Linked DNA regions of Mus musculus: region 2 is linked to region 1. Evidence: chromatin loops called from intact Hi-C (ENCODE). Cell type or tissue: left cerebral cortex. All regions are shown on one strand. Each heading gives the region's core, and the rest is flanking DNA. Links, peaks and the distances in the headings are about the cores only. Region 1 holds the start of Pagr1a (PAXIP1 associated glutamate rich protein 1A). Region 2 holds the start of Ino80e (INO80 complex subunit E).

Evidence for each region. Hi-C counts contacts between places; a loop is a spot of excess contacts. Peaks named below come from ENCODE experiments on the same cell type or tissue, not always from the same donor. Only the 100,000 strongest peaks of a DNase experiment are listed, where the experiment ranks them.
Region 2: a loop joins it to region 1, with 4 times the contacts of the local background. A loop is called at or near these places in 1 of 42 quality-filtered maps.

Annotation. Positions count from the first base shown.
Region 1 is chr7:127,013,525-127,020,778 of GRCm38, reverse strand. It overlaps Pagr1a (PAXIP1 associated glutamate rich protein 1A), which reads left to right and starts at 3,427. Exons shown (of 3, transcript NM_030240.1): 1 at 3,427-4,336; 2 at 4,497-4,579; 3 at 5,310-5,728. The coding sequence starts at 3,858. The coding sequence ends at 5,509. It overlaps Prrt2 (proline-rich transmembrane protein 2), which reads left to right. Exons shown (of 4, transcript NM_001102563.1): 2 at 424-1,384; 3 at 1,763-1,895; 4 at 2,049-3,237. The coding sequence starts at 488. The coding sequence ends at 2,059. It overlaps Mvp (major vault protein), which reads left to right and starts at 6,185. Exons shown (of 15, transcript NM_080638.3): 1 at 6,185-6,260. The coding sequence starts at 6,259. In left cerebral cortex, for the core only: a CTCF peak has its summit at 3,724 (motif pointing left); DNase peaks (open chromatin) are centred at 3,408, 3,664, 4,098 and 4,566; H3K4me3 peaks cover 3,113 bases; H3K27ac peaks cover 3,041 bases.
Region 2 is chr7:126,860,417-126,867,670 of GRCm38, reverse strand. It overlaps Ino80e (INO80 complex subunit E), which reads left to right and starts at 5,299. Exons shown (of 8, transcript NM_001370765.1): 1 at 5,299-5,397; 2 at 5,654-5,966; 3 at 6,125-6,195; 4 at 6,379-6,431. The coding sequence starts at 5,342. Hirip3 (HIRA interacting protein 3) reads right to left here and starts at 5,699. Exons shown (of 7, transcript NM_172746.3): 1 at 5,155-5,699; 2 at 4,951-5,071; 3 at 4,745-4,853; 4 at 3,421-4,502; 5 at 3,186-3,351; 6 at 3,010-3,108; 7 at 2,549-2,937. The coding sequence starts at 5,219. The coding sequence ends at 2,774. It also overlaps a transcript of Taok2 not described here. In left cerebral cortex, for the core only: no CTCF peak of the experiment used is centred there; DNase peaks (open chromatin) are centred at 3,446, 4,688, 5,266 and 5,752; H3K4me3 peaks cover 2,756 bases; H3K27ac peaks cover 2,404 bases.

The sequences.
Region 1 (7,254 bases), core at 2,031-6,030:
ATGCACAGTAGGAAACCCTGCACTTCTTAGGTGGTGCCCAGAGAGGAGGGAAGGGTACAGAAGGAGCAGACTGTGTGGGGTCCTGGTCAGTCTGCCTGTTGGAGTGCCTGACGCATGCACAGATTTTCATGTTCTGGTGCGCCTTCGAGTTGGAAGCTGAGAGACTGGGTCTTGTTGGGTGTGTTGGATGGATCTAGGAACAGACCCAAGAGCAGTTCTGTTTAGAAAAGGGCTTATCTTCCCATGGCTCTCCAAGCCGACTTTAAAATACTTCTCCACCTTAAAGCAAAGGAAATCCCAACTTTTCCTCCTCTCCCTAGGGACAGTACAGGCTAGCCTTGAAACAGAATCCTAGCCCTCTTGAGCCTGTGGTGATGAGAGACACTCTTCCCTCCTCACCAAGCCTGTCTCCTCCTCTTCCAGGATTTGCTACTGTCACTGTTGTCTCCTCTTCCCCACGGGCCCTCTCCCATCTCGCTTCTCTAAGATGGCAGCCAGCAGCTCTCAGGTCTCTGAGATGAAGGGGGTGGAAGACAGTTCCAAAACCCAGACAGAAGGTCCCAGGCATTCTGAAGAAGGACTAGGTCCTGTCCAGGTTGTAGCAGAGATCCCAGACCAGCCAGAGGCCCTTCAGCCGGGCCCAGGCATCACTGCAGCCCCTGTGGACTCAGGGCCTAAGGCAGAGCTGGCACCAGAAACCACAGAGACCCCAGTTGAAACCCCAGAAACAGTCCAGGCCACAGACCTCAGTTTAAACCCAGAAGAAGGCTCCAAGGCCAGCCCCAGCCCCAGCCCCAGCGAGGCACGCCAAGAGCCAGCATCCAAACCAGATGTGAACAGAGAGACTGCAGCAGAGGAAGGGTCTGAGCCGCAGTCTACAGCCCCTCCTGAGCCAACCTCGGAGCCTGCTTTTCAGATAAACACCCAGTCAGACCCTCAGCCAACTTCCCAGCCTCCTCCTAAACCACCCCTTCAGGCAGAGCCCCCCACCCAAGAGGACCCTACCACAGAGGTCCTGACAGAAAGTACAGGGGAAAAACAAGAAAACGGAGCAGTGGTTCCCCTTCAGGCTGGTGACGGGGAAGAGGGCCCAGCCCCCCAACCTCACTCACCACCCTCAACTAAAACACCCCCAGCCAATGGGGCTCCCCCCCGTGTGCTGCAGAAACTCGTTGAGGAAGACAGAATAGGAAGGGCACACGGTGGGCATCCAGGATCTCCTCGAGGTAGCCTAAGCCGTCATCCCAGCTCCCAGCTGGCAGGGCCTGGGGTGGAAGGGGGCGAAGGCACCCAGAAACCTCGGGACTATATCATCCTTGCCATCCTGTCCTGCTTCTGCCCCATGTGGCCTGTCAACATTGTGGCCTTCGCTTATGCCGTCATGGTGAGCCCCAAGGGACCCTGGCCCAAGTGTACTGTGGCTCTCAGCTTCGTGCCAGTGTCAGCCCAGAGCCCCAGTAATGACACCTTCCCTCACCTCTCTGCATGGATCCCACTTTTCCAATTGCTGGCCCTTTGCTTGTCTCTCCCCAGGACCTAACCTTCCAAGGCACTCCTGCCCGACCCCTTCAAGCGGGAGGGAAACAGATGTGTCATATAATCTTACTGACCTGTACCCTCTTCCTCCTGCGTCCCCAATTCTCCTTCCTTTCTCAACCCCATTGGGCTGACCTTCCTCCTCTGGACTCTCACCTGATCCCTGCTGGGCTGGCTCCTGCTGACCTGGGCCATGATACCTCCAAACCCCTCACCCTCACCCCAGTCCCGGAACAGCCTGCAACAGGGGGACGTGGATGGGGCTCAACGTCTGGGCCGAGTAGCCAAGCTCTTAAGCATCGTGGCGCTGGTTGGGGGGGTCCTCATCATCATCGCCTCCTGCGTCATCAACTTAGGCGGTGAGTGGGGGTCAGGGACAGGAAGGGAGGCGCGGAGGGTTGACCAGGGCAGCTTTACTAACCCCTGACCCTGCTCTCTCCTGTCTGTCCTCCCTATGCCTTTGTCTCTTCCTGTCTCCTTCCCTGTCTGTCTTTCCCTCTCCTCTCCCACAGTGTATAAGTGAGGGGCTCTGCCCTGCATTCCAAGACTTTTCTTCCTGTTGGGAGCTGTCTTGGGTCCATCCCTGTCCTGGGAGAATCCCAGTCCATGGCCCTGGCCCCCATCTCTAGGGACCAAGGGAGCCTGAGCGGCCTTGTTTACAGCTTCTTTCCCCCTGCATCCTGCCAGGCTCCTCTGCCAGCCATAGGCTTCCTTTCTCCCTGCACTTTTGCCTGCAGACCCCCACCCCACTCCTGCCTCTTGACCTCCCTAACCCTGCACTCTGAAAACCTCTCTGCACTTCTGGAAGCCTTCCTGAACATCTAAATTGTACTCTGCACCTCTGCATCTCTCCCAGCCTCCCTGCACTTCTTCCTGCCTCTGGAATCCTCTGAACCTTATCCCTGGCCTCCCAACGTTCATTGTCTTGGTATCTAACCCATCCCGTTCTCCCCTTCCTTAACACCGTTTTTCCCCTTGCCACGTCCCCTGACCCTTTCTCCCTTTTCATCTCCCCCTTAGCGTCTTCACCCTCCTGCCAACACTTAGTCTGCAAAAACTGCAGTACTTAGGTCAGGCTGAGGGAAGAAGGATGGTGTGGGGAGAGGAGCCTAGCTGGGGGCTCTGACTGTTCTCTACTGGGGACCACCCAGGCCCAGACCATACCCTACCCCTACCCCTAAGGTGCCTATTGGGTCCCAAAGCTGGCAAGTGAGTCCTCACCTGGGGGACCTTCTGAGAGTCCTTATTCTGAACATCCAGGGGAGGAAGGGGCATAGCTGCGCCTGAAGAGTCAGCCTGAATTGATCTGCCCGTTTGGGCTTTTTAACCTCAGAGTTTCTTGTTTGAAGGTCTATTTATGTGCTTTGTAAACAGTAGAATTCAAAACAAAACAAACAAACAAAAACAGGACCAAAGTTCCCAGCTGCAGGGAGCAAGGGAAGGGTGGGGGAGCTCTGTAATTATTCTCTAAGAGGATGAGGGAGGTTTGTTGCACGCGACAGCCCTCTGAGGAGGCAGAGAGCCAGCTGCGATGCATTTCAGAGTTGGCGGGGTTTTTTGTTTGTTTCCTTTCTTTTTTAAAAAAAAAAAAAAAAGTTGGGGGAAAACTAAAATTCCTTTTCAAAAAATAAAACTGAGTCTCCCTTTTTGTATGCTGAATGCTGCATGAGTCTTAAACACTAATAAACAGAGAATGCATGAGACTGGCCTCAGTTGGTCCCTGTGTTTGCAGAGTCAAGGTACTGCTTTCTGGCAGGCCCTACTGAACGGAATACGCATGCGCTGCCGCAGTGGCCATCTTTAGTATGGGCCGAGGTTAATGAGTCCTAAGGGCCAAATTGCGCATGCGCAAGTCTTCTCTTTCCTCTTCCAAGTAGCTTTGACTACCGCGGAGCCTCCGCGCGCCATTTCTCTGCGCCTGCGTACTGAGATGCTGCGCAGCCTGGGAGGCGGGTTTTAGCTCCAGGTTTGTACCGCTGCTGAGTAGACGCGAACTAGGTTTGCCCGGTCTAAAAAGATGACTTCCATCCCGGTGATGGAGAAGGCGATGTGAAAGCGAGAAAACAGGCCCTTCCCTTTCCAGCTCCGAGCGTGTTTCCTGCGGGTCCCTGGGAACGGCAGAATTCTGGGTCCGTGGGGTGGGGTCTGTCCTTGCAGGGGTTTGAGCGCCCCCTCCTGGGGACGGTGCTCTGGCCGCAGTCAGCTGTTGGACTGACTGGCGATTTCCTAGACCTAGAAAGGCTCTCCAGCCTTTCGGGTGAGGCGCACTGGTTTGGTACTCTAGAATCTCCTCTATTGCTGGGCTTCTTCTCTAGTACTCTATGTCCCTTGCCCTGGGCCATGGAACCATTGCAGGCAGCACAGCAGCGCCTCTGTCTGAAGAAGGGGAAGTGACTTCCGGCCTCCAAGCTCTGGCGGTGGAGGACACTGGAGGTCCCTCTGTCTCGGCTAGTAAGGCCGAGGAAGAGGGGAAAGGCAGTCAGGAGGAGGCCGGGCGTGAGGGATCCAGGCCTGAGGAGGCACTAGAAGCTCCCAGCGCTGCGAGCGACGAGCGTGCGGAGGGAGAAGCCGAAGACTGGTGCGTGCCCTGCAGCGATGAGGAGGTGGAGCTGCCGGCCAATGGGCAGTCCTGGATGCCCCCACCCTCCGAGATCCAGCGGCTCTATGAACTGCTGGCTACCCAAGGTACTCTGGAGCTTCAAGCAGAGATCCTACCCCGCCGGCCGCCTACCCCAGAGGCCCAGAGTGAAGAGGAGAGATCAGACGAGGAGCCAGAGGCCAAAGAAGAGGAGGAGGAAAAGTGAGGCCATGCTTTACACATTATTCCCGGGACTGCTCTCCTGAGCACGGAGCCTGGAGGGAGGGGAGAGCAGGAAAGGATGAGGCGGCGGGCTGGGGTGTGCCAGCGGGTGTTAGGGAGTGCTTCTCTCAACCTTGGCTTTCTGTCCACCCTGTTTCAGGCCGCACATGCCTACAGAATTTGACTTTGATGATGAGCCAATGACACCAAAGGACTCACTGATTGACAGGAGACGGACACCAGGTACGGATGAGAGGGAAGAACTGAGGGGAGGTAAAGGGCCTCCCCTAGTTACCCCGCCCACAAGTGGGCTGGTCTGAGGCCTTGGCTGGTTTCAGCCATCATCTTGACCAGCAGTGGGACGGAGCATTCATACAGTAGCATTCACACAGTAGCAGCATAGTTCTGGCTTAGGTCAGTGCCATACTTTCCTATCAGGGACCCCGCAGACCTTCCCAGAAGTTCAAAGTTTGTTGAACACATCTCTGAAGTACTATGTTCATGCCCAGAGCTGACCTGACATCCCAGCCTGTGGGCCTTCCTAGAATATGCTTTTAGAATCATTCTGGAGCTCTCTCGCAGCCGGCCAAGCCAACAGCAAGTTGCATTAGCTCCGCTTGTACAGATCCACCATTGTCAACCAGAGGAGTCCTTTTAAGTGAGGTCCCGTCTTTCCTCAGCTTGTACTACTCCCGAGGATTCCATTCCAGAGAGGAAGAGCATGTCCACGGAGAGTCTTAAGTTTTCTGGCCTCTACCCCTGCCCCAGGACCTTTGCACATGATGGTTATGTTCCCCAGCCATTGCATTATGGGTATCTTAGTCTAATACCAGCCATCCTGTGTGTGGCCCAAACCTAAACATTAGCTCCTCTGTGCCCCTGAGGCCTAAGAAGGGAGTATTTAACAAGATCTCTAAGTGTGGGCACTTGGAGGGCTCACGTCTCAATGCTGTCATGTTTTCTACCATCTTAGGAAGCTCAGCCCGGAGCCAGAAACGGGAGGCGCGTCTGGATAAGGTCCTCTCAGACATGAAGCGCCATAAGAAACTAGAGGAGCAAATCCTCCGGACCGGGAGAGACCTCTTCAGCTTAGACTCAGAGGGCCCCAGCCCCACCAGCCCTCCACTCCGATCCTCAGGAAACAGTCTCTTTCCCAGACAGCGGAAGTACTGACTGGTGCTGCTCCTGCCTACAGGTGCAGACTGTTTTGTGCTGGGCATGGCCAGCCTTTCCCAACCCAGGCTCTGGGGAACTTGTAATGGGGAAGGCCTCAGGCTCCCAGCGCAGTGCCTCTCAGGAGAGTGCCTGTGTGTTCTGTTTAGTGTCTGTTCGCAGTTTTGAGCTGGATGTGCTAAATCTAATAAAAGATGCCCGATGAGTTGGGCGTGGTGGCGCACGCCTTTAATCCCAGCACTCAGGAGGCAGAGGCAGGCGGATTTCTGAGTTCGAGGCCAGCCTGGTTTACAGAGTGAGCTCCAGGACAGCCAGGGCTACACAGAAACCCTGTCTCGAAAAACCAAAAAAAAAAAAAGATGCCGGGTGATCTTCTCAGAGGAGAGACTGCAGCTCAACCCAAGCACGCATTCTCACTTGGGCAGAGGCAGAGCTGTGTTCCTCCACACTGTAATATTGAAGCCAGAAGAGGCAGAGGCTCAGCCAGCCACCATCCCCCACCCCCACCCTTACTGCTGCATCCTCTGATTTCCTAGTCTCGGTCCAGACCCGCCAGTTAGCACTGATTCAGAAACTGCCCCCAGCTGTGGTGACTTCAGTGCAGCCTGGAGGAGCAAAAGATCCAGTTGCAGGGCCCTTTAAATACACAAGCTCCGCCCCTGCCTGCCCAGCCCATTAGGGAAGTCATCCCAAGTGTTGGTGAGGGAAATTCCTGACCTGTGGCCTGCAGCAGCCAGCTACCCTGCTAAATGTGAGTACGGATCTTGTGACCGTGGCGGGACCCCCAAGACTCCAACCCGGGAGTAGATGTCTGTCCCACAGGCTCTCTCTAGTCTGACTGCTTTCCTGCGACGTTTCTTCTGGGGCAGTGACGTCTCAGCAGTTACAGGAAGGAGGGCGTGGGCAGCTCTGCCTTGTGAGGTTTCACTTTCTAAGACTTTCAGGGTTCGAAAGCACCCTGTTAATGTCCTCGGCCCCCAAAACCTCAGGCGTCCCTGACATAGGGTCTCCCTCACAGGAGATGGGCGGTAAGGGGACTTTTGTCAGGCCCAGTAGCACACATGTGCCACTCCCTACTCAGAAACCTGAAGCAGGAAGGGTGCCTTGCACTTAGCAGGAGAGACCCCATCATTTCTGTTTCTCTTGTTTGGTTGGTTGACTTTAGGTTTTGTTTTGGGGGTGGTGGTTGTTGTTGAGAAAGGGTCCTCCTCAGCCGGGCGTGGTGGCGCACGCCTTTAATCCCAGCACTTCGGAGGCAGAGGCAGGTGGATTTCTGAGTTTGAGGCCAGCCTGGTCTACAGAGTGAGTTCCAGGACAGCCAGGGCTACACAGAGAAACCCTGTCTCGAAAAAAAGAGAAGGGGGGGTCCTCCTCATTTTTTCTAAGTGGTCTTGAACTCTCTGTGTAGCTCAGGATGACCTTGAACATCTAACCTTCTTGCCCCCACCTCCTGAGTGAGTGCTAACATTATAGATTTCTGTCATGAATATCAGTTTTATTCAGAGCTGGGGCTCGAACCTAGGATTTCATGCATTTGGGACAAGGACTCTACAACCTGATGGGTAGAGTGTGACTCGGTGGCACAGCATACTTACATGTAATCTCAGCACTTGGGCAGCTGAGGCAGGAGGGTCTCCAGAGGCTTGGGGCCAGCCTGAGATATAGTTCCACCACAGCCTAAGCTACCGTGTAAGACCCTGTCACAAATAACAGAAGCCAACTGGGCAAAGTTACAGCTTCCACTC
Region 2 (7,254 bases), core at 3,255-7,254, 150 kb after region 1:
CCCCGCTCTCACTCAGTCCCACCTCTCAGAGGTGCATTTGTAATGATTGCCTTATGTAGAGTTTCCAGTGCAGATTTGAAACACAATAGGATCAGACTTTACAGTAGTTTTCTGACTTCTTTTCCACCCAGTATCTCTTGGACATCATTCCAGATCACATGTCTATCTCAGTTTTTTACGGTATAGAGTTTTCCATGGAATGGATGTACCATAATTTATTTAACCCATCCCTTATTGGTGGACATTTAGGTTGTTTCCAGCATTTTGCTATCACAACGCTTCCGTGAACACTTGGAGCACATGTGCAAGTATACCTGGGGGATAGATTCCTGCAAGTGTAATTGCTGTGCCACAGGGTATGACCATCTTCCATTCTCATAGAGGTTGAGACTGCCGCTCCTTGCCACCTTAGGGCCCAGGCCTACTGGGGCAGGGGAGGATGATGGGGACAGAGGAGGAGGTCCCTAAACCCTGTTCTCCCTGTCCTCCAGCTCCGGCTTGATGAGACCCAAGAGGCAGAGTTTCAGGCCCTGCGGCAGCAGCTCCAGCAGGAGCTGGAGCTCCTCAACGCTTACCAGAGCAAGATCAAGATCCGCACAGAGAGCCAGCATGAGCGGGAGCTGAGGGAGCTGGAGCAGAGAGTAGCTCTGAGGCGGGCACTGCTAGAGCAACGGGTAAGGGGTTTGTCCCCCCAAGATGGGAAAGGAAGGGCAGGCTCTCTGTTCCAGGACTCACCCCTGTTCTGGGTGTCCCAGGTGGAAGAAGAGCTGCTGGCCCTACAGACAGGCCGTTCGGAACGTATCCGGAGTTTGCTTGAGCGGCAGGCCCGTGAGATCGAGGCCTTCGATGCTGAGAGCATGAGACTGGGCTTCTCCAGCATGGCTCTGGGGGGCATTCCAGCTGAAGCTGCGGCCCAGGGCTATCCTGCTCCACCCCCCGCCCCTGCCTGGCCCTCCCGTCCAGTTCCCCGTTCAGGGGCCCATTGGAGCCATGGCCCTCCTCCACCAGGCATGCCCCCACCAGCTTGGCGTCAGCCAGCTCTGCTGGCTCCCCCAGGGCCTCCAAACTGGTTAGGGCCCCCAACACAGAGTGGAACACCCCGTGGAGGGGCTCTGCTGCTGCTAAGAAACAGTCCTCAACCCCTAAGGCGGGCAGCGTCAGGGGGCAGCAGTGGTGAGAACGTCGGCCCACCTGCTGCAGTGCCAGGGCCGCTGAGCCGAAGCACCAGTGTTGCTTCCCACATCCTCAACGGCTCCTCCCACTTCTATTCCTGAAGTCCAGAGTGGTGGGCAGAGGAGTAGGGCAAGGTGGGAGTGGGTGGTGCCTGATCCTACAGGCAGTGTGCTTGAAGCCTACACAGTGGTGGTGGGGACAGATGTTGGCTCCAGCTCCCCCATCAGACCTCCTCATCTCATGAGCTTCTTGGGGCTGGCCAGTGACCCCAGGCCAGCTTGGGCATTGGTGCCCCAAGGCTGACCAGGAGCCCTGCCTCCCCACCATGGTGCCAGGGTCTCCCTCCATCACCACCTATAAAAGGTGGGAACTGTGAGTGTCAAATATTCATCTGGTCCCCTAGGGGAGGGGAAGGGTGGGTCTAGATATATTATATTTCAGAGAATTATACAACCCTTGTGATGGGGCCATGAACTGGGGACAACAGGGCCCCCAGACCTGGTGGAATGGCAGAGCAGGTCTGGTGCCAAAGCAAGGAGAATGGGAGGAGGCCTTCCTCCAGAAGGATCAGGGGTCTTGCAGTCAGGGTGCCTGAGTCTCACCATTCTCCTATTGCTGTCTGACGTCCTGTGCCGTCTTGTCTTTTTTTTTTTTTTTTTTTTTTTTTAAATTGGGGTCAGGGCTGGGGCGGGGGACAAGGGAAGGACCTTGGAAAGGGCTGCTGCCAAACCTGGGAGCAGTCATGGGAGCCCCTCTCAGCTATGGGGCTGGCACAGAGCCCTAGGGCGAGCTTTTAATAAACTGTTGGTTATTCTAACAGACCACAGGATGTCTCCCTTTTTGTCTAAGGTATGTGTGGAGAATTTATCAGTGGCAAGTGATAGTATTACTTGTGCTTAGTTGGGTGACGTGATTGAAGTTGTAGTGATTTTAGTGGGTGCACATATGACTAGAAGGTCATCAGCTTAAGTCCTTATTCTGCTTTGCTTTGGGATCCCATTTGTCTATCTTACTACACCTGGGCTCTGATTGGCCAGACGGGTCTACTAAAACTCCCTGTATGAGGCTAAGAGACCCTGGCGGCATGGGAATGAAGATGAACTGAGCCTGAGAGTGTGTGTGTTGTTGGGGTTGAGACCCAGGGCTTTATTCATGCTAGGCATACATTCTTGGAGTCAACTTTACATTGCTAAGGCCAGATTGGCCACACTGGAGGAGGGAGAGCCATACCCTCTCTGATACCATCTGGTGACAGACTGGATGACACAGTACAGGGGCTAGGACAACTCTGGAATCGATAAGAGAGAGAATTCGACTACTAAATTCTTGACCCCAAAGGACAGACAGGGCATGACGGTTTGGGACCAATTTGGATGAAGTAATTACAAACATTTTTTATTGAGTCTTTAAAAACAAACAACAGTCCACTCAAATGCCTGGAGAGGATGCTTGCACATGAACCCCAAGGCCATCTTAGAGAACATGAAATTGAGTAGTGTGCCAATAACTTGGATCCTGCCACTGTAGTCTGTCTTTGGAAGTTGCTTCCACTGACCAGGCTCTTGTATAACAGGGTAAGGTCCACCATGGACACGGGAGTTCAGCTGCTGTCACCGTCACTGCTGATGATATCACGCATATGGGACCAGTCTGGAGGTGCTTGGCGCGGCTGCTCCTCTTCTGAGTCCAGGGTTCGGCGATAAGTCTCTCCTGGGGAGGTCCCTTCCCCTGAAGGGTTCCAGGCATTTCGTCTTCGTGGCCGGCCTGGGAGGTGGGGAGAGAAAAATCAGTTCCCGGACCCCAGGCTCTTCCTTCCCTGAAGCAGAAATTGTTTACCTGTACTGCTGATGATGTTGGCAACATCCAGGGCAGCCACTTCAGCTGCCTCTTCCCGCTGCAGCTTCAGAGCGCGACACTTCTCCAAGGAAGGGTTCCCTGGAGCAGAAGCAGCTTGTGAGGCCTCCTCCCCAGTGCTCAGGCCCTCCTGTAGATCTCAGGCACACCCCTCTCACCCTTCATGCCCAGTGCTTCCAGCTCAGCCCTGAGGACACTCAGGCGCGCCTTGTGGGAGCTGCAGGAGCCCAGCAGCTTCTTGTAGTTTCGGTGGGCACCACAGGCTCGAATGTAACGCTTTAGTCTAGCCACAGCTGGGTGGTCCTCTCCACAGCGAGAGGCAGCCTAATAAGGAGTTTGCAGCTGAAGTCCCTTTTCCTGAGTGGATCCCACCCACCTGGTGTGTCCTCTCACCTTCCGACCTGTGGGTTCTGGACCTGAATCTGATGAAGATGAGGAACTTCGGGCCTTGCCCTTCTGACCTGTGGGTTCTGGACTCGAATCTGATGAAGATGAACAACTTCGGGCCTGGCCGTTCTTGGAGCTCTTGTTGGAAGAGCGGCTCTTCCTCTCCTCTTTGGTGTTTTGTCCTGCCTGGGAGTCACTCACTTCCCTCTCTGTGTCACTGTCACCATTACTGCTGCCTAGGCTGCCTGACTTTGTAGTGCCTTGAGCAGCTGCTTGCTCCTGTGTGCTGTTACTGTCATCCCTGCTGCTTGTGTTCTGCCTCCTCCCACTCTCGGTCTGGGTCCTGACCTTGCTCTTTCTCTTCACCGAGTGCTCTTCTCCCTCCTCACTGCTGTCCCCACTACCCACTGTGCCCTCTTCCTTCTCTGCCTCCCCCTTCTCACTGCTGTCCCCACTGCCCACTGTGCCTCCTTCCTTCTCTGCCTCCCCCTCCTCACTGCTGTCCCCACTGCCCACTGTGCCCCCTTCCTTCTCTGCCTCGCTGTCTCGCAAGCCTCCAGTTGGCCTCCCAGGCCTGCTTTTCTGCTTATAGCTCTTTCTCTCCCTGGCTGTTCTCTCTGCTCTGTTACTTCTGGATCTGGGCTCACTAAGCTCTTTCTTCTTAGCTGGGCTCTCCTCTCCGCTCTCTTCACTCTCCTCCTGGCAGTTAGCACCTGTGCTTCCCTCCACCTTTGCTCTCTGCAGCACAGCCTCCTCCTCACTGCTCCCACTCTCTTCCCTAACCTGCTTCCTGTCTGCCTTGAGTGGTACTTGCTTGTCTTTGGCCCCAGCTTGCTTTCTAACCTGGCCCTTCTGTTCTTGTTTCATGTCCTCCTCTTCCTCGGTGACCTTACCTGATCTAACAGAGCCCTCTGCTTCCCCCTCACTGCTCTCCTCCAATCCCATCTTTGCATCCAGGTCTGTTTGGTGGTCTTCATCTGTGCTCTCAACTGCTTTCTTTAAGGCTCTTCTTAGACATGTCTTCTTGGTTGTCCTGTTCTTTGTTGAGGGTCCTGAGCCATCTGGACTGGATGGTGAAGAGCTGGATTCTGAAACATGGGGATGGGACTGGATGGATTCCTCCCTCTCCTTCCATCTAGAATAGGATGCTTCTAGATCTACTCTGGTTAAGAGTGAAGGGCAGCAAGAAGCACCACAGCTGTGGCCCCAGCTGGTTCCTGACTCACTGTCCCCCAAGCCCCAGCCTTGCAATTAATACATGCGCCTCGCCTTTTGAAGAAACCAATGATGCTGGAGTCACAGACAGATAAACAGGGAAGAAGGCACTAACCTGACTCTGAATTAAAGCGGAACCTTTTCTTCTTTGGGTCACTGCAGGGAGCAGGAGACCTCTTCACTTTGATAAAGTCTGGCTTTCCTTCCCTGGTACCAGCATCCGCCTGTGGGTGCAGCATGAGGGCAAACCGAACCAAGATGCCCTGCCCCAACCCCTCAGCAACAAACCCTGTCTCTGCTGGCCCAGGGTTAGACCCACACCTGCATTTTCGGCAGCTCCTCCTCCACCAGCCGCTTCAACGCCTGCTTCTCTTCAGGTTCAAGATGATCCCGACCCACGTGAATCAAAAATTTCTGTCGCACGATGGCGTGCGTAACCGAGCTACAGAGACACGTGTCATGACAGAGTTCCAGCCTAACCCCTCCCCTTCACAACCCAGACTCTAATACCCAGACTCTATGCACCTGAGGTCCGGGCAAGCTCGAAAGAAGCTGCGAGTGAATTTTCGCATCTCATCTCCCGGCGCCATTTTGCGTCACCAGGGATTGGTTGCTCCCGCCTTTTTTTCTTCAAGGCTGGTTTCCCGAGCGACAGTAGTTTGCGCACGCGCAGTGCGGCGGCTTCGTGAGGAATGGGACCGTTGAGCCTCCGATGTGGAGCACTGAGACGGAAAACTTTGGCCGACCTTGCTTTTTCCTGAGCAGCTGGTGGGTCTTGAGCGAGGTTTCGACTCTTTGCTAAAACTACGTGTTAAAATTTTCGCTAGAAGCCGGTTCGGCGCCGGCAGTCTTTATAACGTAATCAGTTCAATCAATCCCTGTGGTCGGGATTAACAAATTAGGTCGCTTGTTTCGAAAGGCAGAAGGGAGACGGTATTCTCGCTAACATACTGAATTTCTGGTTATATTCTTTTGGTTCCAAATCTTTATAAACAGTTTACAATCAATAATTGTGCCCCCCCAGTGTCCAGCTCCTCTGTGACCTCAGCTCACCGCGAAGCCACTGGAAGCAGCGTTCCTTTCGGGTCTTCCCCCAGGAGGGCGGGCGGTGTGATTACGCTCCCCGCGCGCGGAGGACGCTGGGAGTTGTAGTCCGTTTCATACGGCGTTGCAAAGTCTCCGGAAGTGGAGGTGTGAGAGGCCGGGCGGACTTGGGTAGCGGGACTCTACTCCGGGGCGTTTCTCCCTGGCGGGTCATGAACGGACCAGCGGACGGCGAAGTGGACTACAAAAAGAAATACAGGAATCTGAAGCGGAAGCTCAAGTTCCTCATTTACGTGAGTGCCAGCGTGGGGCGGTTGTGGAGTGTGAGGCCTAACTCGGAGAGGACCTCAGTTTACCCATGTGGTAAAGGGGGTGAGTAGGGAGAGATGTCTCCGGGTTCTGGGTCTTTTATGGATTGCTCTTGGCTCAGCACCCGCCCTGTCCGCCGCAGGAGCACGAGTGCTTCCAGGAGGAGCTCAGAAAGGCGCAAAGGAAATTGCTGAAGGTTTCCCGAGACAAGAGGTAAGGCATCTTGTGGGCACGAGGGCACTGTTAACTCCCAGGGAATCCGTTCTTACGCCGTCCCGGAACAGGATCCCAAATGCATGCAGTCTTAGGAGGATCCAGTGGGTCTCCTAGGAGGGACTAGGTAGGGCTCAAGACCACCAAAATGGGGATACCCACCCTCCTTCCCACTTGTCTCAGTTTCCTTCTAGATCGACTTCTGCAGTATGAGAACGTGGATGAAGACTCCTCTGGTGAGCAAAGTCATGACCACTTTTAGGAAGATATGAGATACTGGCCCTTGAAACACGTGTTCCTAGGTCCACCCTCCTAGGGTCCGGAAGCTGATGCAGGCCCCTCCAATGGTTCTTAAGCCTAGTTGCTGCCTTCTGTCACCTTCTTCCTGTTTTGTCTTTTTTCACCCCATTGGACAAGGTTTCTCTGTGTAGTCCTTTTGTAGACCAGGCTAGCCTGAGGCTAGCCTCAGAAATCCGCCTGCCTCTGCCTCCAAAGAACACACCACGCCTCTGGATTTTCAAGTATTTCCTTATCCACTGTGTTCTAGGTACTGTGCTTGACACAGGCTGGCAAAATGAAGGAAGCCTCTGGCTGCTTGTCATTTCTATCAGTTGTCTATAATAAGTGAAAAAGTAAACTAGAAAGATAAAAGTAGTAGCCATTCCTGTAGTGCATGCCAGAGGCAGAGGCATAGAGTTTGTTACTGAGGCCCAATCTTTAAGAACAAAGGAGACTAACAACTCCTGAAAGCTGTCCACTAATCTCAAAACACTCGCTATAGCATGTAGGTATCTGCACAAACACACTAATGGTATTGAGAAGAAAAGTGGTTTTCTAGGATTTTTTAGAATTATTTATGTTATGTATATGAGTACACTGTAGCTGTCTTCAGACACACCAGAAGAGGGCATCCAGTCCCATTACAGATGGCCTTGAGCCACCACGTGGTTGCTGGGAATTGAACTCAGGACCTCTGGAAGAGCAAGCAGTCGGGCTCTTAACCACTGTACCATCTCTCCAAACCACAAACTAGAATTTTAAGTGATTGGCTAGAGCTTG